Linked DNA regions of Homo sapiens: regions 2, 3, 4, 5, 6 and 7 are each linked to region 1. Evidence: chromatin loops called from intact Hi-C (ENCODE). Cell type or tissue: endothelial cell of umbilical vein. All regions are shown on one strand.

Region 1 (4,000 bases):
GTCATCCTCTGCCTAACCCTTAGGCTGCTTTATCTTAGGAAGCTTTCTCTCCACCTGATGTTAGTCTTAATCTGTTTATTGTCTTTCACACACATACACACACACACACACAGAGTGTAATCACTATGAGGGCAGACACTACGCTTGTCTGGTTCCCTGCCACGCCTCCAGCCCCAAGAACAGTGCCTAACACATAGGAAGTGCTCAGCAAATATTTGATCAATGAAGGAATAAAAATGTCAGCATATTCTGCACATCTCCTACCCATCCCCCAACACTTTTTCCATTCCTTCTGGACTCTGCAATCTTTCTCAAAGGAAATAAAAAATAGTCCTGGGCTTATCTGGACCTGATCTGATCAAAGAAAAAAAATGTATTTCTTTTAAATCTCTTGAAAACAAACACCACAGGCTTAGAACACCAAGTTCTTAATGTAAGCAAACAGAACCTGCTGGCTGAATTCTAAGAAATGAGCCCTGGCTTGGTATCAAGCATAGGTTGTGGGGCCGATGACTTCACATGTGACTCAGTTACCCCAAATTTCAGGGGGAATCCATTTCAAAATCAAAACGTCAACATGGAAAGTGGAGGGTGGCTTTGTTTGGGCATTCCTGCAAGAAGGCAGGCTTTCTGAAAAGATGCTATGTTATAGATAACTCATCCACAAAAGGGGGGCAGGAGGGATGGGGAGAAACCCCAGGATTGGGTGTATTTCTCGGCTAAGGCTTTGGATGCAAACTGATCCGGGAATGCGTGATCCTCCAAAAATCCACCAGCCCCCAAAGTGCTTGAGTTACCCCTCCGACCACAGCCACATGGAAAATGAAATTAAATCCCACGGAAAGATTTGACTTTTTTAACATTATGCAATGTTTGGGTGAAAAAAGGGGGGTGGGGAGAGGGAGATCAGAAAAAAATTCATCTTTTTCCCAGAGTTTAGCAGAGCTATTTCTAGCTTTTAATGATACATTTCACCATCACTTCATGGGTAGTTTTGAGAGGCGCGAAGGCGGGACCGGTTCTGTTATGTAACCCATTTAAAGTAGGAAATTAGCAAGTCCTGAATGAATTCTGTCACTGTGCTCCCACTTCTGGAAAATTTGGAGCGACTACAGTTCTATTTTGAGGTGAGCAAATCCATCATTTATAGACCTCCTCACAAATACCACAGGGCTTCATGTCACCCTGAAAAGTTTCATAACAAAAACACTAAAAGTACTTGGGGTGTTGGTACATTTCGTCTCAAAACCTTATTAGACTGAACAGTGAATTGGCAAAGCTTCCTACTTGCCAATTATTCAAAAATGCAAATATCCAAGAGCAAATAAATATTCATCTCTCACCCTCCCTGCCTTTTTTTTTTCCTTTTTTTTTTTTTTAACTAAGTCCAGCAAAATATTCTGGTCAACAACATGAAAAGAAATGTCTGTTTTTCACGGAGCCTCTGGCCATGAAATAAATTCTGAAGCTATGAAAGCACAGTCTTGAAACTCAGGGCAGTTGGGCACGTGGGGTCCGGCTGGTTGTGGAAAACAGGAAACAGCAATGTCTTTCAGTCCTCAAGTTCCCCCTAGCGGCTCCGGCGGAGGAGTGTCCGCACATGGACGGAAGTTCACTGCAGGCAAATGCAGAGGCTTAAGGTCGTGCAGGGATAGCACACGTTTAAGGGAAAGCATGGTCGGTCCCTACCTTTGAAACCACATACCTTCCTTTTGCTGCTGTCATGAGATAACACAACTAAGTTACAATTATCTTTCTAATCTATATACTGAGGATGGCCCTTTCCATTGAGAACCAAAAAGAGGGAACCAGCAGCTCACACTGCAGACAGCCACTAATTACACCATTTGGTATAGTATTTGGTATAGTAGGCGGAGGCATAACTTGCTTCCTGAGACACACGAGCTTATACCTCCGGGCCCTTTTACAAATACAGACAGACAAATGGTACAGCTGACACGTGCCAATTAAATTAGGGTTTCTCTGGCTGGGCGTATGGGCTCATGCCTGTAATCCCAGCACTTTGGGAGGCTGAGGCAGGCAGATCACCTGAGGCCTGGAGTTCGAGACCAGCCTGGCCAACATGGTGAAACCCCGTCTCTACTAAAGATACAAAACTTAACCGGGCGTGGTGGCAGGCCCAGCTACTCAGAAGGCTGAGGCAGGAGAATCGCCTGAACCTGGGAGGCGGAGGTTGCAGTGAGCCAAGATTGCACCACTGCATTGCAGCCTAGATAACAGGGCAAGACTCCACCTCGAAAAAAAATAATTAGGGTTTCTCAATGTTGGCACTTTTGACACTTTGGGCTCTGTTGTGGGGGCCACCCTGTGAATCACAGGGTGTTCGGCAGCATCTCTTGCTTGTAGCACTCCTCTTCCCCGAGTTGTAACAACTGAAAAGGTCTTCATACCGCCACGTGTCCCCCAAGGGACAAAAATCACCCAATTGATTTCAACTACTTCCTACACAAAAGCTTTTTTTGTTTTGTTTTGTTTTGAGACGGAGTCTTGCTCTGTTGCCCAGGCAGGAGTGCAGTGGCACAATCACGACTCACTGCAGCCTCGACCTCCGAGGCTCAGGTGATTGTTCCGCCTCAGCTTCCCAAGTCGCTGGGACCACAGGCTTGAGCCAGTACACCCAGCTCGTTTTCTTGTATTTTTTGTACATGAGTTTCACCACGTTACCCAGGCTGGTCTCAAACTCTGGGCTCAAGCAATCCTCCTGCCTTGGTCTCCCAAAGCTGGGATTACAGACATGAGCCACTGCGCCGGGCCTTAAAAATTTTTTCTGCCTAAAACTTAACTGACTGTTCCTATATGTTCCATCCCTCGATAAAAAAAAAAAAAAAAGATTCCAGTCATCGAGGACCGTGTATAGAAATACAATATGAAGCTTATGGTTTTCATCTTATTTTCCATTTATATCTATCACCTTTTGAAATTCTGACACGTCTGGGATGGACAATAGTACAAAATAATAAATAACATGCATTGATTTGGGGTTTTTTTTGCCAAAATCAAAATAATTTTCTGAACTGGAAAGAGTTTTCTTTACATTTCATGTACCATGAAATAAAGAAAAAATAGGAGCGTTATAATAAAAAGTCCTCATTTTGATACCAGAATTCATGTTTCTGTACAAATTAAAATAATCCCCCAAGGCAGAACGTACACAAGCTTTATTGGGCAACAGCAACGAGCCACGCTGGCAAACAATGAAAGTAGAGTCGCTCAGAAACACGAAAGATCATATGTGTGTCATCACAGCATCGAGAATTTAAATCATCTGGAAGTTCCTGCTAAATTAAAGCATACTGTGCCAGAGCTCCCCTCTAATCAAAAAACGCTGTCCTGGTGAAAATTTGCAATGAGGATTACAGAGAGAGAGATCAACCAATGAGGAAATCACAGACTCTTACATGAGTTTACAGTTAACCCCACTGCAACAAAATAATAAATTAGCCATAATTTGTTTTTTTTGCAAATACCATGCCCCCCACCTGACCCCACAAACACAACAGTCACTGACATGGCCCAGCTATATTAACAGACTGCGCCTCAAACCATGCTGTGGCGGAGAAGACAGATTCACGGGTAATGCCGCTTTGGCCTGAGAAGATGCTTCGGAGCTCCAGGTGGAGGAGCTGCTCACGCTGCAGGATGCTTTGCAGGTTCATTCAAAACCAAATTTTTTTCCAAGAAGAACTGGACATAATTCATGGGAATATTTTAAGTATATATAAGTGGCAAAAAAGCTGTACATTAAAAGAAGGGGGAGAAATAAAATGTGTTGTATTTACAAAGCTCTTTGTATATTTTTTTAAATGAAAACAAAGCTGGGAGTGATAGAATTTTAATGCAATGAAAACCAAATAATTCTTCAAAAAACTTTAGATGACATCATTCTCTCGCTCTTTCACACACACACACACCCCCCACACACTTCAAACATACAGAAAAGGTTAAAGATAAAAATAGCTGATAGGTGTTTAAGTAGGAT
Region 2 (4,000 bases), 150 kb before region 1:
CCTTGCCATGACTGCAGGGCCCAGCTGGGCCTGCCCCCCGCAGCACCTCTCCAGGCTGGGCTCTCACTCTCACGACGCACCAGCCGCCCGGGCCTGCTTCCCATTCCTCAAATGCCCTAAGCTCATCTCCACGCTGGGGCCTTGGCACTGGGCAGCTCCTTTTGCCTGGGACACTCTCCCAGCAGTCCTTGTGGCTCTCTCTTTCCCACCTTCAGGGGTCTGCTGAAAGCCATCTCCTCCAGCAAGAGCTCCCTGACTCCTCTATCCAGAGTTACCAGATTTAACCAATAAAAATACAGGATGTTCAGTTAAACTTGGACTGCAGAAAACAACGAATACCTTTTTACTGCAAGTATGTCCCAAACTCCTTGCCATTGTATAGAACATACTTTTACTAAAGAAATTCACTGTTTGGGATTCAAATTTGACTGCGCATCCTATATTTTCCCCCCTAACTCCACACGCTTTTCTCTCTTGGGCCTGTGACCTGGCTTCCCTGGCTTCATAGCATTTTCCCCATCTGAAAGTGTCCTGCTTATAAACAAGTTTCAGACTGTCCACTCCCAAGGGCAGGGACCTCACCTGCCATGTGTCCCCTGTGCCTGGCATGGCACTGCACATAGTAGGTGCTCAATAAACACCCGGGAAATGAACATGGAAGCACCGGGGGCTGAGTGAGTGGAGCAAGCCTGAGAGGGCACGCTTGGATGCTCAGTCAAGGTCAATCTTACACAGAGGTCGGATTTCAGCTCCTCCCCTGTCCCACCCTAGACGTGACTCTTCTCGGCCCTAAGCTGTCATCTGTGGATGATCCCCACACATTTCAGACAGCCAGCTACTCTGGGAACCAGGAAGTTGGGGTTTCAGGCCCAGCCCTCCACTGATGAACTCTGTCACCTCAAAGAAGTCTAGTGACCACACTGTGTGACTCGACTTCCCCATCCGTAAAATGGGAAGGGGAGGAAGCAGACCATGAGTTACCCTCCCTCCAGCTGCCAGGCTATGACTCCAGGAGTCTGATGGGTCTAGGGTAAGGACAGGAGAGGAATTCACCTCGCCAAGAAGGACTCTTCTCCCAGACAAGAAACCAACATGGCTCTGCCCTCTGAACCCTGTGTGAAGTCAACCAGGCTCCCAGAGTGCAGGTAGAAGGGCAGCTGATGTTTTCTGAGCACCTACTATGTGCCTGATACTTTCAGTTCCTTGATCTCCTTCTATTGCTAATACACCACCAACCCCATCTCAGAGATGGGAAAACTGAGTCCCAAGGTACATAGTGTGAGGCCAATCCAGGCTTCAGGCCGAGTCTGCTGGGTGATTCAAAATCCAGCCTTTGAAGTGGGAATTACACAAAGGCCTTTGGTACCAGGAACAATTTCTGATGGTGGAAGTGCTTAGACACAATGAGTGTTCTAACTAAAAACTCATTTCTCTGTGGCCTCCTTCAAATGGATGCAAACGGAATGAACTGCAGGATTCTTGGACTTAAAAGCCTGTTCTTCAATGCAGGGGACCAAGTTTAGGCAAATATTTAGATCCCTGAAAACGAGACCATTTTCTCTATCTCCACGGCAGCTTCGGAGTTGCAATCTGGATCGCATCTTTGGAGAGCAGCTTCGTGTCCCAGCAAAGCTGTGGGTAAGTGATGGGCTCCAGCCCGGGGGGCCACTGACACCAGGGACATGAGTCACAGAGGGCAAAGGTCCGGAGAGCCTTAGTCATGCCCCAGCCCTGTCTGGAGTCTGACATTTCCCAGAGGGAAGCCCCATCTAGAGACTCCCATACCAGGTCTATTGTTTCAGAGAACATCACGCCGGGTACAACCAAACCCAGGGAGAGAAACAGGTGGGAAGAGCAGGTGTCTGCTCTAAGATGGTTCCGATTGTTCCAGGGCACAAATTCACGGAAAAATACTTAATTTAGAAAAAAAAAAATTATTTTAAGCATATGCATTTATATTTATTAAACAAAGCTCAAAATACAACCTTTGGGGACCTCCAAGTAATAAAATGACTCATGTCAGGATATGATGACTCAGTGGGAAAGAGGGAATTCCACCACCCACGCGTCCTTTCTAAAAAATCAATTTGTCCTCTGGACAGGTGATGGGAGCCTCTGCCATCAGACCGTTCCAAGAAAATCGTCCAGCAAAACAAAACAAAAAATTCTCTTCAAACAATTTAAGTTTCAAAGCTGAGTAATCTGATGCAGGCCAGTTTCCAACCTACGCCCCCGCAGGACACACAGAGCCAGGGAGCTAGTTGGCCAAGCCTGGGGGCCTGAATTAAGAAGGATTTACCAGCCGAAAAATTCCAAAACTCTGTGTCATGTGAAGGAACCTTCCAAAACATTGGATCCCACCCAGGCGCAGCGAGTCGCTCAAAGCCATGGCAACCCCTTTCCCGCTGCCACATCACTTTTATTTTTGTGTCCTTAGATTTTTTCCTGTTTTGCAATGTTTTGCTGGGACCCCCGACTCCGCCTGAGGCCCTGTGGCCAAGGGCCAGGGTTCCCACTGAAGTCAGGAACAGCCTGGACTTCCCAGCGTGAACTTTGCCTGAAGGGTTACACATTTTTTAAATTTCAGAGAACATCCAAATGGCTTTTCAGCAATTACTGAGAATGATAAATAGGAAAGACCCTGATTGTTCTGTTTGGTTTCTCTGTCCTCTCTGACATGACTAGAAAAAATTACTCGAGTTGACGACAAATGCTGCCTTGGGATTCCACCTCTGTCACCAGTTGTGGGCTGACCTGGGGTGCATGACTTGACATCTGTGAGCCTCAGTTACCTCATCTGTAAAATGGGGATAATGCTGCCCGCTTCTCAGGGCTGGAGTGACAACTAAAAGAGATGCATTCATTCAACAACACAAATGAGCACCTGCTATGTGCCGGGGACCACTCTGGATGCTGAGGATACAGCAGCAAACGCTGAGACTCTGCTGTCAAGGAACTAAGAGTCCAGCATGAGAGACCAGGTGATAAATGAACAGACAGACAAGGTAGGTGATTTCAACAGCGCTAAGTGCCCCCAAGAAAACAGAGCCGGGCAGTGGCACAGAAGGTGACAAGGTGTCTGGGAAGCGGGACAACTTCAGAATGACGGTCAAGGAGGACCCCGTGGAGGAAGTGACCTTTGAGCTGAGACTGGGAGGAATAGGAGGCCGCAGGCTTGAAAAGAAATGGTGGAGGAGGCCGGACGCAGTGGCTCGCGCCTGTAATCCCAACACTTTGGGAGGCCAAGGCAGGCAGATTACGAGGTCAGGAGATTGAGACCATCCTGGCTAACATGGTGAAACCCCGTCTCTACTAAACAAACTACAAAAAATTAGCCAGGCGTCGTGGCAGGTGCCTATAGTCCCAGCTACTCAGGAGGCTGGGGCAGGAGAATGGCGTGAACCTGGGAGGCGGAGCTTGCAGTGAGCCGAGATCGCGCACTCGCGCCACGCCACTCCAGCCTGGGCGACAGAGCAAAACTCCGTCTCAAAAAAAAAGAAAAGAAAAGAAATGGTGGAGGAACATTCTAAGAGCAAACGGAGAAAGCCAAGGTCCTGAGACAGAAATGGGCTTGGGGTGTTTGAGGACAGAGGGAAGCCAGGTGTTGCTATGGCCAAGTGGCAGGGAGAGAGTCAAAAAAGCTGAGGTCAGAGCCAGATCACACAGGCTCTTGAAAGTCACAAAAATAATCAAAAATAGTAATACAAATAATATAATAATCATTATTATTATTGCTGCTATAAATAAGATGCCATTTTCCAAAACACCAAGCTTTTCTAACTTAAGAAACACCACGCTGCCCCTCTCCTACTGTTTTTCCACTGCTCTCCAATTTGTCATCTTGCTGGAGTGGAAACTGCCAATTCCATTTTAGTCGACAGCTATAAAAAGAACATTGGAGCTGGTGGTGCCGATGACCAAACTCGGGGCTAAGATTAGCCCAGGAGGCTGTCACCTTTCCTTAATGTGAGAAACAGCTGGGATTCCCCTTCCTTGGAAA
Region 3 (4,000 bases), 370 kb before region 1:
ATGCTAGAATGCTTTCCTCCTAATTCTCCTGCTTCCATAAAAATCCAATTCAATTTAAACTGCAAGGCATAGTGAGTTGTAATTACTATATTTATAAAAATTATATATAATTAGAGCAGGATTTCAGGAACCAGGCCAATTCTCCCCCAGAATGTACACTGAAAAGCACATTTTAAAGAACAAAAGATGCTCTTGGGTAGGGCTATCATGTGACATCTCCCAGGCCATTTTGGTCACTTGTTTTTAGCGGGCTAAGTATAAGTTCTTCCTGAGCTCTTTGGACTCAAACCATTATAAGAACATTAAAATTTCTTTCTGGAGATTATAGGTAGAATAATTGTATTTCCTGAACAAAAAGTCAGGTCATGTGGTTAGCTGAGAATCTGCATGCCCCTTACACAGCCAGAAGGCAGTGTGAGGTTGGAGACTGACAAAGGTGGATTTGGAAATGAGAGGGAGACAGAAATGACTGCTGGTGGTGGGATGGCCAGGTTACTTCTGAGTCCCCAGGTCCTCTCCAGGTATGTGACCTCTTTGAGAGAGGCAGGGAACAAAGCCCTGCTAGTGGAGGGATCAGGTGGCTTTGGTTTCCAGTTCCTCTCTGGTAACTCAGTTGCCAGGTGAGATGCAAGGGACCAGATACCCAAAGGGCCACCTTCTCCTCAAACCCGAATCTCAGGGCTTATCAGTTTCCATGCAAGAGGGAGCCCACAGAACTTTCACCCAGGCCAGCACATCTGGAGCCAGAAATCACACTGCCTGAAGCTGAGCCTGCTCAAGGCTTCAAATGAGACCCTGCCTGCAGCCAGCTGTGTATCTCACCTATCTACCCTGCCCCAGCAATCCATAGTTTGGCTTGCTAGTCCCTGCACAGAAGGTGGCCTCACATGCTTTGAGACCTTTGCATGGTTTGTGTCCTCTGCTGGGGATGCCATCACCTCCTTTGCCCATTTATCAAGATCCAGTCATCACATTGTCTGGGGTCTTTCTCTGATGCCCACCCCATGCAGAATCCAGCACTCACTCTTCTGGGTGTATACAACATGGCACCTCTTGCGGGATGTTGCAATAACTTTTTTAAGGTCAGATGCTCCAAACAGCAATGGCTTGAGCTAGGTACACTCATTTTCTCTCAAATCACAGGAGTAAGTAGTCCAGGGCTGGTCTGGAGTCCCTAGTGCCAAGGAAGCAGGCACTTGCTAGTCCATTGCTCCACCATTCCTAGGGGTTGCCCTTATCTGTATGGACCCAGACACCATTGCCAAGTCAGAAACTCCAGCCAGTGGGATGGGGAAAGGGGAGAAAAAAAAAAGAGGGCTTGCCTCTTTCCTTTAAGGACATGGCAGGAAGCTGTACTCATTCATTCGTTCAACATATATTCATGGGGTGTTTTTCACATGCTAGAAACTGTTTTAGATACTGGGGATGTGACAATGAACAGGACTTACAAAAATCCCTGCCACTGTGGAGTGTCCTATGGGAGGTGAGGGGACCGAGAGACGTTAATCAAATAGGGAAATACAACGCATATTCCAGGTGGTGTGAAAACTGCTGAAAAAGAGGAAACTTACATCTTAGGGAACTTCCGGCGCAGGAAGGGTGCTCGGGCTGTGGGGGGACTTTTTGCATTTAATTAAAGAGTATGGATTGTCATTGCTGGTTAGCAGGAGGGTGCAAGGTTTAGCGAGGGTGTGACTGACAACCCAGGAGCGCCATGCTCCATCCGTCCTGCAGGTGGCGCGCCTGAGCCCGTGCACGGCAGCCTCTCCGGAAGGTGAAGCACGCTGCCGCACTGGGGGCCTGCCTGGGGCTCTGAAAGCCCATTACGCTGTTCTCCTTGGGGTCCTCTTGGTGGCATGGACCCACCTCCCCCAACCCCCACCCAAAGCCTAGGTAGTTCTTGTGGAAGGTGCATTTCATCTTCAACAAGAGAAGATCCGTTTTTCCCGAAGTCTCTATTTCATCTATTTTTCAGGAGCGGAGGCTCATTTCTCCTTCCTTGGATTTAAGACGCTCTTGTTACTTCTTTTTTATTGCTTCATTTGAAATTGCAGACAGTTCCGACTTTTTGTTTTTGTGTTCCCAGGTTTTACGGAACACTCTCTGGCTGCGTTACAAAGCTCTCCCAGTTTCTCTCTCCCACCACCAGCCCCGCTGCCCCACGACACCGCCTGCCCTAGACTATAAAATGGCAATCATAATCCATACCTCATGATGCCCAAACAAGATAATGTCTACAATAAGTAAGGTTGCCAGATTCGGCAAATCAAAATACAGGACACCTGGGTTTAAGGTGTCTGATAAACAACGATTTTTTAAAGTGTGTGTACCAAATATTGCATGGGACATACTTACTCTAAAAAAAATTATGAATTATCGTATGAAATTCAAATTTAACTGGGTACCCTGTATTTAATCTGGCAATTTGAACATAAGGAGCTTAACACAAGGCATGGCCTGAGGTCACAGTAAGTGCCAGGGACAATGATGAGGGTGACGATGACTTTAATTCTGATGAATGCGCACCCCAGGATGGAAGCAGGGGTGCGTATTCATAAGAAGGGCTTTCTAGAGCAATGGAGGCCTAGGCTAAGTCTTGAAGGACTCCAATCATGTGTGCAACAAATATTTATTGAGCACTTATTAAGTGCCGGGCTCTGTCCCAGGTGCTAGGGATGCAGCAGTGAACAAAACAGATAAAAATCACTGCCCTCATGGGCATGATTTATTAGTGGGGGAGACAGTATTTACTCTTTATTTAAAGAAGATAAGCAAAAAGAAGTATTTACTCTTTATTTAAAGAAGATAAGCAAAATCTATAGAGTGTCAAATGATGCTAGGGAGAAAACATAAGTAGAACATGAAGTGTTGAGGTGAGGTGAAGTTTTGGAGTGGGTGGGAAGGACAAACTTACTGAGAAGTTGGCTGAAGTAACAATGTGAAGAAAGGAGAAGAGCTGTGAGATATTTAGGGGAAGCTCATTTCAGAAAAGGGAGGTAGCAAGTGCAAGGGTCCTGCAGTGGAGGGCACCTGAACGTGCAAGAAACAGCGAGGACGCCTGGGTGGCGGGAGCAGAGGGAGCAAGGGGTGGGAGGGGAAAAGGCGGCTGGGTCTCACAGGGTCTTGGGGCACCAGAAGGACATTGAGTGAGAGAGAGCCACTGTGGGGCTCTGATATAATCTGACCTGCGTTCCGATAGGATGTCCCTGGCTGCTTGTGGAGGATAAACTGCAAGGCAGGAGCAGAGAGACCCGTGAGGAGGTGACCGCAACAATCCGGGTGAGACAGGACGGTGGTTGGGACCAGGGAGGAAGGTGGTGAATACATTTTGAAGGGAGTGCTGATAGGATTTGCTGCTGGTTCCAATTTGGAGAGGACGGGAGAGAGAGAGAGAGAGCCAGGGGGAGGAGGGGAGGACACTACTAATGCCTACTTAAAGAGAGTTAACCAGATGGAGAAAGGGAAAAGAAACAATAGCTGAGGCAATCCCGGCAATGATTGCTTCAGCTAGGAAGTGCCTTGCAGCGAGGATGTGACTTCCAACCCGCGCGGGACAACCTGTTTCTCCACCCTCCCAGCTGGATTGTGGACACGCCTGTCATGAATCCTGCCTCCCCACACTGTCCTGCTGTGAATGAGATCAGCAATCTTTGCTGCCCTGGTCGCTTGCAGCAAGAGACTGCTTGGCCCCTGTGCTGAGAGAGCACCCTTGCCCAGGGCAGAGAACCTCCCCTGCCCTCAGGAGGCCCGGGAAGATTTCCTGGGCTGCCTGAGTCTAGCCATTGCTCCCATGATCCATGGCCCATTAACAAACCACTCCAAAATTTAGGGGCTTAAATAGCAACCATCATTTACTTGGCTTACAAATAGGCTATTTGGGCCAGGTTCCGTGGGGGAAGGCTCATCTCTGTCCTCACAGCATCAGCCAGGGAGGCTTTTCTGGGGAAGGGAGTGTCTGCTGTCAAAATCTGGCAGACAGGTTGGTGCTGGCTATTGCCAG
Region 4 (4,000 bases), 290 kb before region 1:
CAGGTCTCAATCAACTTAGAAAGTTAATTTTGCCAAGACTGAGGATGTGCCTGTGACATAGCCTCAGGGGGTCCTGACGTGTGGCCAAGGTGCTCGGGGCAATTTAGTTTTATACATTTTAGGGAGACATGAGACATCGATCAGTGTGTGTAAGATGTACGTTGATTCAGTCTGGAAACGTGGGACAACTCAAAGCAGAGAGGGGCTTCCAGGTCATAAGTAGATAAGAGACAAACAGTTGCATTCTTTTGAGTTTCTGATTAGCCTTTCCAAAGAAAGCCATCAGATATGCATTTATCTCAGTGAGCACAGAGAGATGACTTTGAGTTCTGTCTGTCCTTTGTCTGCAAGGAATTTCCTCGTGGACAAATTGTGAGGGAGGTATGTAGCTTTTTTACCCTAGTAGCCATAGAATAGAACGGGAGGCAGGTGTGCCCTAAGCAGTTCCCAGCTTGACTTTTCCCTTTGTCTTAGTTATTTTGGGGTCCCGAGGTTGACATATATTATACATCTTACATGTGCTAGAGGAAAATGTCCCCTCTGGAAAGGCAGAGATAACACAAAGGTGGGGGTTGGGGGCAGGAACAGCAGGGAGGGGAGCTTCCAGGTCATAGGTGAATTCAAAGAGTTCCTGAATTCCTGATTGGTGACTGGTTGAAAGAGTTTATCTAAAGACCTGGAATCAATACAAGGGAGTGTCTGGGTTAAGGAGTTGTGGAGACCAAGGTTCTTATTATTATGCAGATGAAGCCTCCAGGTAGAGAGAATAGATTGTAAATGTGTCTTATCAGGCTTAGAAAGGTGCCAGACTTAGTTAATTCTCTCCTGGATCAGGAAAAAAGGCCTGGAAAGGGAAGAGGATTCTCTACAGAATGTAGATTTTTACCCACAAGTGACAGCTTTGCAAGGCCATTTCAAAATATGTCAAAGAAACATATTTTGGGGTAAAATACTTCAATTTCGTTCAGAGCCTGCTATCTGTCACGTTGGCATCTTATTGGTAGAGTCGGCTTTGTCAGTGTTAAGGTCTCTGTTTTAATGTTCATGCTGGTCAGCCGTGCCTGAATTCCAAAGGGCGGAGGTATAATGAGGCCTGTTTGACCCGCATTCCCATCATGGCCTGAACTCGTGTTTCAGGTTAACTTTAGGATACCCTTGGCCAAGAGGAGGGGACCATTCAGTTAGCTGGGGGCTTAGAATTTTGTTTTCGGTTTATATTTGTCACCTTCCAGTCTCAGGATGGCCACCACAGCTGCTGCATTTGAAGCAGGAGCATGGGGCTGGAGGCACATGTGCTGCACCCACAGAACAGACAAGAAATTACAGCCTTTTCCGGAAACCCCAGAGAGCTCCCGCATCCACGCCACTGGCCGTGCGGACACCCAGCTGTGGGGAGGCCAAGGGATCAAGCACCCAGCAAGGGACATGGCCTTGCCAGTCCTAACATATCTCACAGCGGGGCATGTGGACCTGCTGCAAGGAATTGGGGCGCTAAGGGCAAGACAAAGTGAGGACCAGCCCTTGAGGCTGGCAGAGAAGAAACCTCAGGCCACGGTGCTCAGGCATAAATTAGAGCCCTGTCCCAAGTGCACAGAGAACAGCTGCGAGCAGGGCCCGTCTCACCCTACCCCACCCCACCTCCAGCTGTGGTGGGGAGAGAAGGTTCTGGGTTAGGCTCCAAGGTCTAGGGAGCCCACGTCGTCTGCCCCTGCCTGAGTGGAAGGCTGGGCGCAGGTGGGCCTCGGCGTTAGGAAAGGCAACTGCTCCCTCTTGTGGCCACTCTAGGGCAGCCCGGCGTCCTCCCAGCGATGTGGCAGCCGGTCTCAAGCAGGCAGGGGTGATCCCTCCTCCCCAGCCCTGCGCAGGCCTCGAAGGGGAAGAGAACCAGCGATGCTGGTGAGAGCTAACCTTGATTGGGCACCTCTGGTATACCAGGCGCCCTTCTGTGCACTTCGCAAATATTAATTCAATCCTCTTAACTCGGCCAGGTTGGTCCCATTCATGTGTCCGTTTTAATGATTGGGCCATTTGCCCAATATCATCCGGGCAGAGATTGAAGCTAAGTCCACCTCATAGCAAGGCTGTGCTTCCAGCTCCTGAATTTGGGAGCTGTAGAATGTGTGCTTAAAGACTACGCCTGGGGGACAATTGCATCGATCAGGAATTATATTTCTTTACTGTTTTTAATTTGTGTATTTAAAAAGGCTCCACCAAAATTTCTTTTTTCTTTCTTTCTTTCTTTTTTTTTTTTTTTTTTTTTGAGACAGAGTCTTGCTCTGTTGCCCAGGCTGCACTGCAGTGACACGATCTCGGCTCACTGCAACCTCCGCCTCCCGGGCCCAAGCAATTCTCCTGCCTCGGTCTCCTGAGTAGCTGGGACTACCAGCACTCGCCACCACGCCCAGCTAATTTTTGCATTTTTAGTAGAGACGGGGTTTCACCATGTTGGCCAGGCTGGTCTCGATCTCTTGACCTCGTGATCTGCCTGCCTTGGCCTCCCAAAGTGCTGGGATTACAGGTGTGAGCCACCATGCCCAGCCCCAAAATTTCTTCATGTGGGGACTTAAGGAGTCCGTGGATGTAGTTTAGACATCCCTGAAATTGGAAACAAAATGCTGCATTCATGTCTGTACATTTCCTTGGGTAAAGGCCTAGAGCAGCTGTCAGAGGGCAAAGGTATGGGAACCCCAAGAAGGTGAAGAGCCCCACTGCCCATTTTAATGTCATTATTGTGTTTATTCTCTCATAGACTCTCAGAGAGAGCCGGATGGAATTGATTAGAAAGTGCTTGTCACAAAAGCCTGTCTGAGCCCTAATTGACTTGTGACGAGCTTACATTTTGCATAAATCAGCTTTTGTTTAGCTCTTGGGTTTGACACCTAATGAGAGTCTCTCAGAGGCTGAGGAAAGCCAAAGCCATCCCATATTTTTAAAAAAGTTTAAGGCAAAAAGGGATGTCAGAATTGTGGTAAAATATAAGTGTTTATGTTTAACAAAGTAATGCTTTTTGCATAAGATTCAATGATGATACATCTAAGTTTGTTTATAGATAATGTCAAAAGTCTAAACTGGAGGATTCTGTGAATAAATGGCCCGGGCCAAATTATCCTTCTGCCATAAAAGGTGCCAGGTAGCTGGATGATGTCAACCCAGGTGTTGGCTTCAGAGATGACAAAACACCCCACCCCCTTTCTAATTCCCAGAGAAGCAGACAGAGCCCAGGTCACCCCTTCCCTCGCCACCCCGCCCCAACCCCCACCAGAAGCAGGTGCCTCAGGGTAGTGGGGAAGTACCCAAGGCAGGGGCCAGGTCCAGGGGAGGGAAGAAGGAGCATAAGATAACCTCCCTTGCACCTCCCCAGGTTTAATTCACCTTACTCTGGCCTCAGAGTTTGGTTTGAGGCTAAATCCCCAGGAATCCAACCCACATTCAAAGGGATACACCAAAGCTCATTCCAGGAAACAGAAAAACTGATTTCAAGTTTCCAGCTGTTTGGGCAATCAAGGAAATAATCAGGGCTTTGGATTTGGTTTCTGTTTCTCTCTTTGGCTGTGTGACTTTGGGTTAACCTCTCTGACCTTCAGATTCTTCGCTACCTTTCTAGGTAGCTGTAGCAATCAGTGAGGTTCATTCTGCCTGCACTGAGCGGGGCTGAGTGCTGGGGAGCTGCCTGGTGCTTGGGAAGACAGAACGTTCTGTTAACTCTCATACACACACACAAACCACTCACAAAGGCATGTGGGGACAGAGCAGACTTTACTGAAGGTTTGGATCAGTAACCAAAGACATCTTACAATTGAAAGCTGCATCTCCCTCATCTTCAAAAGCCTCCCGGCTATGTTCACCATCTGGCTCCAGCCCCTTGTCCTATTGTCCAGCTCATCTTTCTTTCCTCCCCTCCTCATCCCCTCTCCTCTCCCATCCTCTCTTTGCAGTGTTCCCTCTTCAAAATTCCTCTTTACTTCTAGCAAAGAGCAGTTCAGCACTCTTTTGGTGGCCT
Region 5 (4,000 bases), 180 kb before region 1:
TTTAGAAAAATGTAACTGAAAGATTTGCCAGAAAACATTTTCTACGCAGAAGAGCTCAGAGGAAATGACTATCCTATTGTTCTTTAAGCTTAGGGGGAGGGGTAAGTACACAGTATGTTTGTGTACTCACATATATTTTAAACATATTTATATGCATTTAATAAAAGCAATTTATTATTTAAAGGAAAGGAAGAGAGGGAGAGAAAGAGGGAGAGAAAGGGAGGGAGAGAGAAGAAAGAAGGTAATGAAGGAGGGAGGAAGAGAGGGAAGGAAGGCAGTGGGGAAGGGATTATTTGGAGAGAAGGAAGACAAAAGGAGACAGATCTCCTTTGCACCCACCATACAAGAGCTGGTATTTTTGCACATCCTGGCACATCTAGAGAGCATTCTAACACACTTAGGGCAGGAGAGTGTCACCTCTCAGAGAGGCCTTCCTTGATGACCCTGTCTAAAGTCTCTCCCCCAGCACCCTGTTTCTTTTCTTCATGGCATGTGTCACCAGCTGAAATCTATTTCTTTCTGGCATTTTTTTCTTCCTTACTAGACTGTATGAACCACAGAGCAGGAACCTCACTCCATTCACCCAGCACCTACCAATTTACCTGGCTGGAAGCAGGTGTTGATAGATGACAGTGGTGATGGTGATAATGATAGTGGTGGCAGTGGTGGTATTTGGTATCTACTGGGTATTTACTCTGTGCCAGGCCTTGTTCTAAGCAATCTACATGTACTAACCCACCCAATGTTCACAGTGACCCATGAGGTAAGTGTTATAATGATTACTCCCATTTTGCAGTTCAGTAAATCAAGGCTCAGTGAGGCAAAGGGCCTCGATCAGAGTTACGCAGGTAGCACGTGGCCGAGCAATGATTTGCATCCAGAAGTTCTGGTTCCAGGGCCTACCCTGGATTCCTGCCTTGCTGATAACATTTCATTTAATAGTAAAGACAGAAGCTTTTTTTCAGGCCTAAAGTGACCCTGAGTTAACCACTGAAGTTCAAGGAGGACCTGATTAAACCTAATTATTTCTCCTGCCCATACTAGCCCCAGTGTTCTTTATCCATGCACACACACATACACACACCCATACACACACACACAGTATAACTACACCTGGCCACACTACAAACCATAGTGCAAGGTCCTGAAGCAATGCAATTGTCTTTTTTTTTTTTTTTTTTTTTTTTTTTTTGAGACAGAGTCTTGCTCTTTCTCCCAGGCTCGTGTGCAGTAGCACAGTCTCAGCTCACTGCAACCTCTGCCTCCCAGGTTCATGCGATTCTCCTGCCCCAGCCTCCTGAGTAGCTGGGATTACAGGCGTGTGCCACCACGCACAGCTAGTTTTTGTATTTTTAGTAGAGACAAGGTTTCAACATGTTGGCCAGCCTGGTCTTGCACTCCTGACCTCAAGTGATCCACCTGCCTTGGCCTCCCAAAGTACCGAAATTCCAGGTGTGAGCCACCGCGCCTGGCCTGAAGCAATGCTCTTTGACTTGTTTTCTGCCTGGCACACAGTAGGCACTCTGCAGATGTGTTGAGTAGAACTGACCAAAGTGCAAGAAATTTGGGCCAGGATGCCAAACTTTCCAAAGCAGAGGTCCCAACCTCAGTGAGAAAACATCACTATTAAGAGCCCCATTAGGGTGAGCGAGCCCCTCTTTGAAATTCAAGGCCCCCATAGGAGGGAGCCCTAACCCCATTATCACACCCACCCAGCAGGAATTTACTTAACTGCTTTCCCTTCAGCTCCCCTTCCAGCCTTACAGAGGGGACCCTGAACAGCTAAGAACTCTGATAATAAGAAACCAAGGGCTATAAGATCTGGAGTTTGAATTTAGGGAATTCTTTCCAGGATAGGCCTGGCCAGAGCCTGTTTTGGTGTGAGCCCCCATGACTGGCACACTCTGGCATCACACAGCTGGGGGTGATTGGACTGGGGAAGGGGTCTGCGACCAAAAGGGGTGGCCCTCTTAGATGCAGCCAAGCCGTCTGCATTCTGAGTCACAAGGCCATCCTCAGAACCTTCTCCCTAATAGGAACAGAACAGGAAACTAGCATGCTGAGAGCTGCTGCCCCCTTCTCCACACGGGCCAGGGGGTGGGCAGGAGCAGGGAGTTCCAGTTCCTGGGCTGAGGCATGAATTTCTCAGAACCCTGGCAGCCTGGAAAACACAGAGCTGGTTTCTGTTTTCCACCCCCAGAAACAGCCTGTAACCACAGCAGGAGGGAGGCCCCGCTGGCCTGGTCGGGAGCACCCTGGCCAGGCCAGGATGCAAACACTGCTGCTGTTTAGAGAGGGAAACCCTGGCCGGCTCACATGCCCGATTCCTGGGCGTCCCCGGCCACCTCATACTCTCTGCCAGCTGGGTCCACGGGGATGCTATCTTCGGGAGGAGCAGGGAGTTGGAACGCAGCCCTCAGAACAGGGGTGCATGCCAGCTGGGCTAGACGTTTGGCATGCAAAGGGGGTGCAATCTCATGGGTCTCCCTGCAAAAGGAGTACTTCTGTGTCCAAAACAAGCTGGTGCCAAGCACAACAGAACAACAAGGAGCACAGGAGAAGGAGAAGGAGAAGCACAGGATGAGGCCGCCGACCCCACCCCCGCCCCACCGACCCCGGCCCCCCCATCCCCCGCTCCCGCCGCCCCCCCCCCTCCCCGCCAAACACATGGAGCCGAGTACAGTGTCCTGCTCTCCAGGCAGCCAGCTCCCGGGTTTCACAATCCTTTCCATGGCACTCGGGTTTGCTGTCACAACAACTGCAGGATGACCCGGTGCTGGGCAGCACTGCTGGCTGGAGGTGAGAAATCGATTTTCTCACCGGCCCAGTGGCCAGCACATTTTTGAGGTCATGCCCCGGCCTGGCCTGTGGAGTCCCCCAAGCATCTGCCTCTGTCAATCCACTGTGCCCTCTGAGGCTGGACTGCATGGCACTAAGAGGGCCCTGGGTTCCAAAGCCATCCTGCTGAGAAGAGATAACAGCCTGATTCTAGGACCAGGACACAGTCTGTCTCCTCAGGGTTTATTCACTGGCAAATCTTGTTAGCAGATGCTAGAGGTTTTTATTTGCACTCCTGAACTCCCAAAGAAACATATGGCATCTTTTTTCAAAAAAACCTAAAGAGGCGGGGTGTGGCAGCTCATACTGTAATCCTAGCACTTTGGGAGGCTGAGCTGGGAGGACTGCTTCAGGCCAGGAGTTCAAGACCAGCCCGGGCAACATAGTGAAACCCTGTCTTTACAAAATTAAGAAAAAACAGCCAGGAGTGGTGGCACACGCCTATAGTCCAGCTACCCAGGAGGCTGAGGTGGGAGGATTGCTTGAGCCTAGGAGTTCAAGGCTGCAGTGAGCCATGGTGGCACCAGTGCACTCCAGCCTCGGTGACAGAGCAAGACCCTGTCCCCTCCAAAAATATTAAATAAAAATTTTAAAATTAAAAACAAAACTAAAGAACATGTACAAATGTACTCACTTGCTGTGGGACCTTGGACCAGTTACTTAACCTCCCTGGGCTACAGTTTCCTCATCTATAAAATGCCTCTGCGGCTGCCATGAGGGTTAAATGAGCTAATGCAGCAAAGTCTTAGAAGAATGTCTGGTAAACAGTAAACATCTAAGCATGAGCTGCTATTATCATTATTGTTCTTTTGTGACAAATAGTTTTAAATCATTTTAAACCCAGGCAGTCTCGGTTCTCAGTTTCATGCCTGGTTATTCATTCGATACCACAAATATTGGGTGAGCACCTTTTATGCAGGAAGCTGAGCCAGGTCTTTGAGCAAAGGGTGGACGTCAGCAAATGTTGTCAAGGGCTTCCCATGTGCAAAGCCAGCCCAGGGGCAGTCAGCAGTGCAGACAAGTCACAGCATTTGTCCTCACTACCCAGAGACTCGAGCAAGGGAGAAAAAATAAATAAATAAATAAATGGAAACACCTGAAAGAGACCATGTTCATTTCCAGGACTTCAAGGCAAGAGAGAAACCCTCCAGGTGCAGAGCAG
Region 6 (4,000 bases), 220 kb before region 1:
AAGCCACTCTTGCAGCAGGTCCCGGGAGAGCCCCAGGCCCTGGATCTGAGCATCCTCAGTGGGGCTTGGGGATCCGTACCTCTAGAGGGCAGTGGGGCTCCACCAAGAGTCCCTTCCAGTGTCTTCCCAGTGGCCAGGAAATACTCCTCACCTTAGAACGGGCCTCCCTGCTCAGCCTAAAGGGAAATTTCTACCCACAGGTTGCCTTGGCTGGGCGCAGAGGATGGATCTTTCCACATCCAGTTGTTTGTGCGGGGGAAAGCTCATTAGGAAGGAAAGTATCTAGTGTCAGTAGCATGTGAACGTTTCCAAGCACAGAAGCCCGACAGCTGTACCTACTTAGGGGGTACCTGGGGACTCCGGGCCACACAGAGGCCATCTCCCACCAGCCTGGCCAGGGGGAAGTCAGATTTCTGGGGCTCATAATGTTCACATGGAGAAAACGTGCATTTCTACTGGAGTGTTCTTGGCCAGACTCAGGCTTTTAGATTCCCCAAAATAAATCTCCTCGACGGTTCGCCCCTGCCTGCTCCTACCCCTCGTTCTTGCTTGGCAAACAGGGAAGTCCCTGGATGCATTTTGGTCCAGAGATCAGAGCCCCCAGGGATCAGAGCCTCATGGGCTGCACCCTCTAAGGGCCACAGAATCCCTGTTGGGGGCAAGGTTAGGGGGTGCAAGCATATCCACTTTGGGTGCACACAGACCTGGGTTCAAATCGTCACTCTGCCACTGCACAGCTGCAGGGTCACCAGCTTGCACCCACTCTGAGCCTCCGGCTCATCTGAGAAATGAGGAAAGCCCCACCTTACGGGATGGCCGCAGGGCTCGGGGACAGAAATCCTGGAACCAGTATATATAGCACAACACCAGGCACATCACAGCCCCTGCCAGAAGCACCACCAGCCGCACCCTCCCTGCTGCTAATTTTTCCCGAGGCACCCATTGCTGAACTCTTCTGTTCTTATGGTTTATACAGTCTATCCTTCCTGCTGGGACACAAGCTCCACTGCCGTGTCCAAAACACTCTGTTCTAGGCACAAGGTTGGCATCAAAAAATACCTGTTGGGTGCATAAATGAATGCTTTGGAGCTCGTATTACAGTTCTCTGGGCCTCAGTTTCCCCAGCTGTGCAATGCGGATGATGGCATTAGAAGTGTCAAAGGTGGCTTCAGATGGATTGAGCAAATGTGCAAGAGCACCCAGCCCAGGCAGGCAACAGATGCAAATCCACTCTCCCAATCAGATTCCGAGGTTGTCTTGGGCTTTACAATGGAGTCAGGAGAATCGCCACCCTCTGGCCTCCAAGTGCAGCTCAGAGGGATGGGTCACTGGCCAGGCATTGATACAGACTCACCCAACAAGGCCTGCAAGTTCTCTGAACAGGCGCCCTCATGTTGGATCCTCCCAGGGGCCAGGCAGGGAAGACTGAGGCCAGGAAACACCCCAAGGCTCAGAGAGGTGGGGTCACTGGGCGAGGCTGTCTTGGCCGTTTCTCTGCATAAAGCAGCCAGGGGCTGTGAAACTCCAAGGTGAGAGGTGGCCCATGGGTGACAAACGGGAAATGGAAGGCCAAAGAAGTGTGAGTGCACCGGGGAAGCAGGGTGTCTTAGTGGGAAGAATGTGGGCTCTGGGATCAAGGAGACCTGCCTTCCGGCCTGCCTCAGCCACTCACCATGCAACCCCGGGGAAGCCATATCACCTCTCATTTCCTAATCAGTGAAATGGAGATAACAAGAGCCCTTGCTCTGCAGAGTGCTGGGAACGGCTCCTGCAGCGGCTGGCACACACTTGATAAGCAGTTAGGAAAGAGCAGATATTACTCTTTGTATGAGTTCTCTCTTGTTGCCATAACAAATTACCACAAACTTAATGGCTTAAAGCAACACAAATTTAACATCTTACAGTTCCGGAGGGCAGAGGTCCTAAAATCAAAATATTGGCAGGGCTGCCTTCCTTCTGGAGGCTCTAGGGGAGATTCTGTTTCCTGCCTTTTCCAGCTCCTGGGGCCATCTGTTTTCCTTGGATCATATCACTCCGATCTCTCTGTCCATCATTACATCTTCTCTGACGGTCCTGCCTCCATTCCATAGGGATCCTTGTGATTCCACTGGGTCTACCTGGATAATCCAGGATAATCTCCCTGTCTCAGAGTTCTTAACATCATCACGCCTGCAAAATCCCTCTTGCCTTATGAGGTAACATATTCACAGGTTCTGGGGATTAGGGCGGGGACCTCTTTGGGGCCATAATTCAGCCGACCACACTGTTCTTATGATGCCTCCCATCCTGGCCCTGCTCCACTGTTCCTCCAGCAGGCACTGTCTATCTCTGTCTCTCTCTTGCTCTAGCCTTGACACCAAAGGAGTTATTTGGTTCTAATTTGGGGTTCTGGTTGGATGAATTGCAGGAGAAAGCTTGTGTCTCCTCAAACATCCCCCCATTGTCCCCGGACCATACAGGTTGTAGTCAAGGGACTTGTTAGAAGGCAGGCGGCAGCCAAGAATTCCAGAGAAAGCTGCATGGGAAATGTCCCCATTCATTCATCAAATATCAGAGCACCTACCACATGCCTGGCACTTCTGGTCACTGTGGGCACAACTGTGGACTGGGCAGACTTGACTCTGCCCTCGAGGAACTGACCTTCTCGGGGGAAGACAGGTGGGAGAGTGATCCTATCATAGGCACTCAACCCAAACAAGACCCCAGGTATTGCGAGGGAGGGTGGTGGAGCAGATACATTAGCTAGGGTGGCCACGGATGGCCTCTTTGAGGAGGTGGAACATGACCCAAAGAGCCATGCAGGGGATGGGGGAAGTGCGTTCCAGGCAGACGGCTTGGCAAGTGCAAAGGCCCCGAGGCAGGAACGTGTTTGGCTTCTTCAAGAAACAGCAAGATGGCAGCGTGGCTGGAGGGATGAGGTGGTCTGAGAGTAGCTGGGGGCCAGATCATAGCAGGACCCTGGCTTTTATTCTGAGTGAGGTCAGGGCCTTTGGCGGGCTTTAGCAAAAGGTGCTATCATCTGGCTCATATTGAAAAGGATCCCTCTGGCTTCTGTGAAGGGAACAGACGATAGCAGGCCAGAAACCAGGAACCCAGAAGGAGGCTACACAGGCAAAGGAGTAAATTGAGGAGAGTTTTAATGGATTATTCACAAAGGCACAGGAGAGAGGGGAAACGTAATGCAAGATGAATCCCCCAGAGCTATCAGCACTGGGGCACCTCTGCCGCCCCAAGGCCCGAAGAGGTTAAGGAGGAGAGCAGTTTCTGGGACCGGGAGGGATGGCACCCCATGGAGAGGGCCACTTGGAGAGACAGTGGCTTTTGTTGAGGGACATATCCAGGCCACGGCATGAACACCCAACCTTCCATCTCTTGCTGGCACCTCCTATTGAAGGAACCCTCTGAAAGCCAGAGGTGCCCCGGAGAGGCTGGTCATATGGTCCGCCTCCCAGGCCCAGAGAGCTGAGGGTGAACCTGGAGGGCAAATGGAAGACACTGGAACAAGCTCCCTGCCCAGCTCCCTGAACGCAGGGCAGCTGACACTGTAGCCTCTGTGCCTGTAGCCACCGTTGCTGTCTAGCTTTAGAACTTGGATCCTTGAAAAAAATATTAGGGCTGCTGCTCCATGGCAGCCCTGTGCAGAACACACCAGGAGGGAGAGGGAGAGACACGGAAGATGTAGCGCGCCCCCCGCCTCCTTAGGCTGTTCTCCCATTGCTATAAAGAAATACCTGAACCTGGGTAATTTACAAAGAAAAGAAGTTTAATTGGCTGATAGTTCCACAGGCTGTGCAGGAAGCACAGTGGCTTCTGCTTCTGGGGAGGCCTCAGGAAACTTACAATCGTGGTGGAAGGCTAGGGGGAAGCCAGCACATCACATGGGCAGAGCAGCAGGAGCAAGAGAAGGGTGGGGAAGTGCTACACACTTTTCCATGACCAGATCTCATGAGAACTCACTATCACGAGAACAGCACCAGTGGATCCACCCCCATGATCCAAT
Region 7 (4,000 bases), 100 kb before region 1:
AATCAAATGTGTGCATAAATACACAATGAAATAAAGGTGCCATTAAAATAATTATAGCAGCTACACACGGTGGCACATGCCTGTAGTCCCAGCTACTTGGGAGAGTGAGACAGGAAGGTTATTTGAGCCCGGGAGTTTGAGACCAGCTTGGGTAACATAAAAAAAAATTTAAAAATAAAATAATTATAAATGTTAAAAATGCTGACTAAGTAACACAACATTAATCAACATGCTCCTTTCCCAGGGAACCATGGTTTGCAGAGCACAGGACTGGCATTCAAAGTACAGCAGAGGAGGTGCTGAAGCACTGGGTTTGGGGAGCCCCAAGATGGGAAGCCACCATCTCCAAAGCCAGTAGATCATCAAGGGATGATTAAGAAAACCACCCAGGTCAGTGCCCAGACACAAGAGGTGCTCAGCAAACCTCTGCAAAAGGACCCAAGGAGGTCTGCTAAGGACTCTTTACCAGGAGAGAAAAAGTACCACTGCCTGCCCACAAGCTAGGAGAATGTCCTGTATTCAGAGAGAGGACTAGAAAAGGAAAATCATCTCCTGGCTCCAGGGCACAAATTTTTAACCTTTTTTTGCACCAATGACCCCTTCTGCAGCTTGGTGAAGCCATGGCCCTATCTCTGAGTGATTCTTCCACATGCATAAAATGGACAAGGTTAAAAAAAAAAAAGAAGAGGGAAATCAACCAATGTATAAAAATGTAATGTATTTTCCCAAAACTAAAAAGTGGCATTCGTTCAGGTAGCCCGTCTGTCTGTCTTCCTTGCTCTGGGTTTGCATGCGCTGTGCCTGTGAGGTATGCAATGGTAGACCAGGAAATATTCAACGACCAGTTCTCCAAGACAGAAAGCTTGCTTTGCAGTGTTTGCCCATTTCCACGGTGTCAACACTCCCACAGTGGCTGATTTCCAGCTCCCGGTGTGACGATACTGTATATGGAGCTGGGAGGAGAAGTGCAGCGGCACCATTACGTGCTACCTCCGCCATGTGGATACACGGATGCCTATGACCTCAGGCACATAGGTCAGAACAACATGTAACAGAGTTCCTGGAACTTTAAAAATCAGCTCTCACAAGGCCACGAAAACGGGCTCCAGGACACTCCTGGGCACCCATAGGTCTCTGTGTGCATCTGTTTAGGTGCATAACTACTCAGATTGCAGTCTGCCCATCTCTTACTCTCTTCTCCCATTGATTTTCACATCTGCTCGTTGAGAACAGCCCCACCCCCACCAACACACACATACACATACACACACACACACACACACACACACACACACACACACACACCCCTTGCCCCAGCCCTACTCCCTGTGAAAGCTTATGAGGACCCTGCTATGGTCTGGCCTGCACACACATACCCCCAGCCCCGCGCCCCCGGAGTGCCATGAACACCCCTTGTTCACTGGCCCGGGCTCCCCTTAGATCTGGAGAAAGCCGCATCCCTGCACATCCCAGAAATGCGCAAATCCTACAAACCAAATCACCTCGGCCCCAAGGCTCCTAGAGCCTTCTCGCCCCAGCAGGAGGGAGAGCCTCATCTTTAAATCCCATCACACACATCTTCCTGTCTAGACGAGGTCCCTGGCTGCCAGGGCCTCAGAGTGAATGGATTCACAGCCTCCACCCGCTGGCACCACCGAGCCCCGCCGCACCCCGCCGCTATTCTCAGGACGACCTGGGCAGCCCCCCAGCTTCTAGAAAAGACACAGAGGAGACTGCGCAATCAACAGGCAGGAGTGTGCGTGAGTGCGGCATGACATGGGCACGCCACCCCAGAGAAGTGGGCGCCTGCTGCGCTAAACGTCATCCGTCATCCTTTCGCTGAAAAGTTGGAAAACAAACAACAAAAACCCCGCCCAGCCTCATTTAATGCGAACCAAACACAAAAGCCACAGGGGAAAGCTTTTCCTCTCTGTGCTTCCCTTTTCCGGCCGAGGAACACCACCAGCCAAGATAAGGGGACTGTGCGGGGCCCTCTGCGCGGCTTCAAAGGGCTGGCACCCGCCCGGGCCCGCTCCCACTCCCACTGGCTAATGGGCTCCCCGCTCCAGCCCTTGGGGAGCAGGAGGCGGCCGGGGCTCCATGCCAGGCGACTTGGAAGAGGTTTAAGGCTCACGCCACACAAGGGAGGAAGCTCGGCCTGTCAAGAGGCGTGATAAAGCAGCCCCTTATCGCAGTTTTCCTTTCAACTGCCTCCAAGTGAGCGCCGGCCGGGGCTGGGCCTGTCAAGGCCAAGCGTGTTCCTTTCATGTCGCCCTGGGTTCCTCGGTCAGCGACGTATCCACGGGCTCATGGAACTGTAGCGTCAGCATTGGAGTTTGCAGCTTGGGGCCAGAGGCTCCAGGAGGATGCGATCGTGTGCCTCCCAGCCTGGGCCTCTGGTGAACCATGTGGCATCTGCAAATCCACTAGAACCATCTGGGTCCCAGTTTTGCCATCAGGAAACCAGGAGAAGAAGATTCCAGAGCAGTGGGGTCCAACAGTTTAGACTGGGGGCTAGGGAGTCGGCAGACACAAGCTCAAGTCCCAACTGCTGAACTCGCTGGCTGTGGACCTTGGGCAGGTCACTCTGACTCTTTGACACATGTGTCACATAGAAAAAAGCACTTGTACATTTCATAGAGTTGCCAGGACCCAATGAATTGGTATAAGCACAGCTCTTAGAACCAGTGGCGACACATAGTAAGCGCTCAGTAAACGTTGGCCTTCATCTTGTTGTAATTCTTGTCGTTTTCTCATGGGGCTGTTATGGGCATAGAATGGGGATTGGCGACCTCACATTGCAACTGAGTGATGTGAAATTGACAACATGCTAGAGAAATGATTTTGATCTTCTAGGCACCTCCCATTTACAGAGGGAATGTCCCAGACTGACACAGTGAATCTACGATAAAAGAAAGCCTCTCATTACTTGAGCACCTTTCCACCCCGACTATGAGTCTCACTCACCGGGGCCCTGGATTCAGATAGCAGCTCCATCTGAGGCCCCTCGAATGCAGCAGACACTGGTTCAACGTCACCGCAGGGAAACCCCACTGGGCCTATTCCCTGAGAGGCGGGGCATGCTGAGAGACAGGAACAGAGTCGATCACATTGAGAGCAGCTTGGTCCCTGTCCAATCCTCTCATCAGTGGCAACCTCAGCACCATGTCCCCAGAGAGCTGCTCCCCACTGTGATGGGCATCAAACGCTTAGCAAAGAGCCAGCCCGGAACGTGACACCCTTGACCATCAGCCTGCTCAGAACCAACCAAGTCTCAGATCCGAGACTGGTTGGGGCTGCGGAAAGCTGGCCACACCTCTGAGCCCTCACCTCTGCAAAGGGGAAAATAACAGATGCCCATCCCATGCCCCATGAGCTGTGGCAAAGATTAGACGATATAATGGGTACAGTGCCTGGCAAAGAGTGGGTGCTCAGTGAGCGTCAACAGTTACCATCATCGCCACCATCGTCACCCATTTCAGACCTTCCTCCAAGCCATCTCAGGCAGCTCGGTCACCGTTACTTTGCTTGGTTATGAGTCCTCTTTTGAATGTGGACATGAGGAAGGACAGGACCCCAGTGCTCCCCTCCTTCTCCACGCGGAGTGGGCACCAGGCACTGAATTTCCATGGGTTTGCTCAGAGAGGCTAAGTCAGCTGCCTAAGGTGTCCGGCACAGGGCGGGTGCCACTGGAAATCAAAAGCAAATCTGGCGGCTTCCCTGGCTGGTGGCTTTTCTGCTACACCTGCTCCTCCTATTTCCTCTTTGTTTAAACATTTTTATTTTACTTTCAAGTGGAAATGCGGCACACGTCAGTAATTCCCTCACACTTCGCTCTTGAGGGGCTCCCCACTCCTCACCTTTATTTAAGGCCCCAAGGCCCTTTTCTTCTGCTACTACTACGTGCAGGTCTTTGTGCACAGAGTCAGCATCCTACCCTTGCCCAGAGCTGAACACGGCTCCATCCTGAATCCTAGGGCTGAGAACCCACGCGCCTTGA

Evidence for each region. Peaks named below come from ENCODE experiments on the same cell type or tissue, not always from the same donor. Only the 100,000 strongest peaks of a DNase experiment are listed, where the experiment ranks them.
Region 2: a loop joins it to region 1, with 5 times the contacts of the local background. A loop is called at or near these places in 6 of 110 quality-filtered maps.
Region 3: a loop joins it to region 1, with 12 times the contacts of the local background. A loop is called at or near these places in 10 of 110 quality-filtered maps.
Region 4: a loop joins it to region 1, with 2.7 times the contacts of the local background. A loop is called at or near these places in 8 of 110 quality-filtered maps.
Region 5: it touches region 1 in a loop (7-fold over the local background); 2 of 110 quality-filtered maps call a loop at or near these places.
Region 6: a loop joins it to region 1, with 7 times the contacts of the local background. A loop is called at or near these places in 108 of 110 quality-filtered maps.
Region 7: a loop joins it to region 1, with 5 times the contacts of the local background. A loop is called at or near these places in 8 of 110 quality-filtered maps.

What each region holds. Positions count from the first base shown.
Region 1 is chr20:51,593,614-51,597,613 of GRCh38, forward strand. ATP9A (ATPase phospholipid transporting 9A (putative)) reads right to left here. Exons shown (of 28, transcript NM_006045.3): 28 at 2,901-4,000. Among named protein-coding and RNA genes, the nearest start is that of NFATC2, 53 kb to the left of the region's middle. In endothelial cell of umbilical vein, a CTCF peak has its summit at 1,581 (motif pointing left); a DNase peak (open chromatin) is centred at 1,528; H3K27ac peaks cover 511 bases.
Region 2 is chr20:51,445,164-51,449,163 of GRCh38, forward strand. The region is part of intron 6 of NFATC2 (nuclear factor of activated T cells 2); the gene reads right to left. Among named protein-coding and RNA genes, the nearest start is that of MIR3194, 5.8 kb to the right of the region's middle. RefSeq lists enhancers at 1,311-2,510, 1,909-2,203. In endothelial cell of umbilical vein, no CTCF peak of the experiment used is centred here; DNase peaks (open chromatin) are centred at 1,748 and 2,248; H3K27ac peaks cover 2,236 bases.
Region 3 is chr20:51,218,659-51,222,658 of GRCh38, forward strand. No RefSeq gene overlaps it. Among named protein-coding and RNA genes, the nearest start is that of KCNG1, 200 kb to the left of the region's middle. RefSeq lists silencers at 1,651-1,710, 1,771-1,820 and enhancers at 2,970-3,644, 3,645-4,000. In endothelial cell of umbilical vein, a CTCF peak has its summit at 1,724 (motif pointing right); no DNase peak of the experiment used is centred here; H3K27me3 peaks cover 820 bases.
Region 4 is chr20:51,305,190-51,309,189 of GRCh38, forward strand. No RefSeq gene overlaps it. Among named protein-coding and RNA genes, the nearest start is that of MIR3194, 150 kb to the right of the region's middle. RefSeq lists an enhancer at 1,051-2,011. In endothelial cell of umbilical vein, a CTCF peak has its summit at 1,784 (motif pointing left); a DNase peak (open chromatin) is centred at 1,762; H3K27me3 peaks cover 140 bases.
Region 5 is chr20:51,410,354-51,414,353 of GRCh38, forward strand. All of the region lies in intron 9 of NFATC2 (nuclear factor of activated T cells 2), which reads right to left. Among named protein-coding and RNA genes, the nearest start is that of MIR3194, 41 kb to the right of the region's middle. In endothelial cell of umbilical vein, no CTCF peak of the experiment used is centred here; DNase peaks (open chromatin) are centred at 38 and 2,128; H3K27ac peaks cover 1,765 bases.
Region 6 is chr20:51,372,380-51,376,379 of GRCh38, forward strand. The region is part of intron 2 of LOC105372663 (a long non-coding RNA gene); the gene reads left to right. Among named protein-coding and RNA genes, the nearest start is that of MIR3194, 79 kb to the right of the region's middle. In endothelial cell of umbilical vein, a CTCF peak has its summit at 54 (motif pointing right); DNase peaks (open chromatin) are centred at 112 and 1,802; H3K27ac peaks cover 1,710 bases.
Region 7 is chr20:51,490,615-51,494,614 of GRCh38, forward strand. The region is part of intron 3 of NFATC2 (nuclear factor of activated T cells 2); the gene reads right to left. Among named protein-coding and RNA genes, the nearest start is that of MIR3194, 40 kb to the left of the region's middle. In endothelial cell of umbilical vein, no CTCF peak of the experiment used is centred here; a DNase peak (open chromatin) is centred at 2,007; H3K27ac peaks cover 1,698 bases.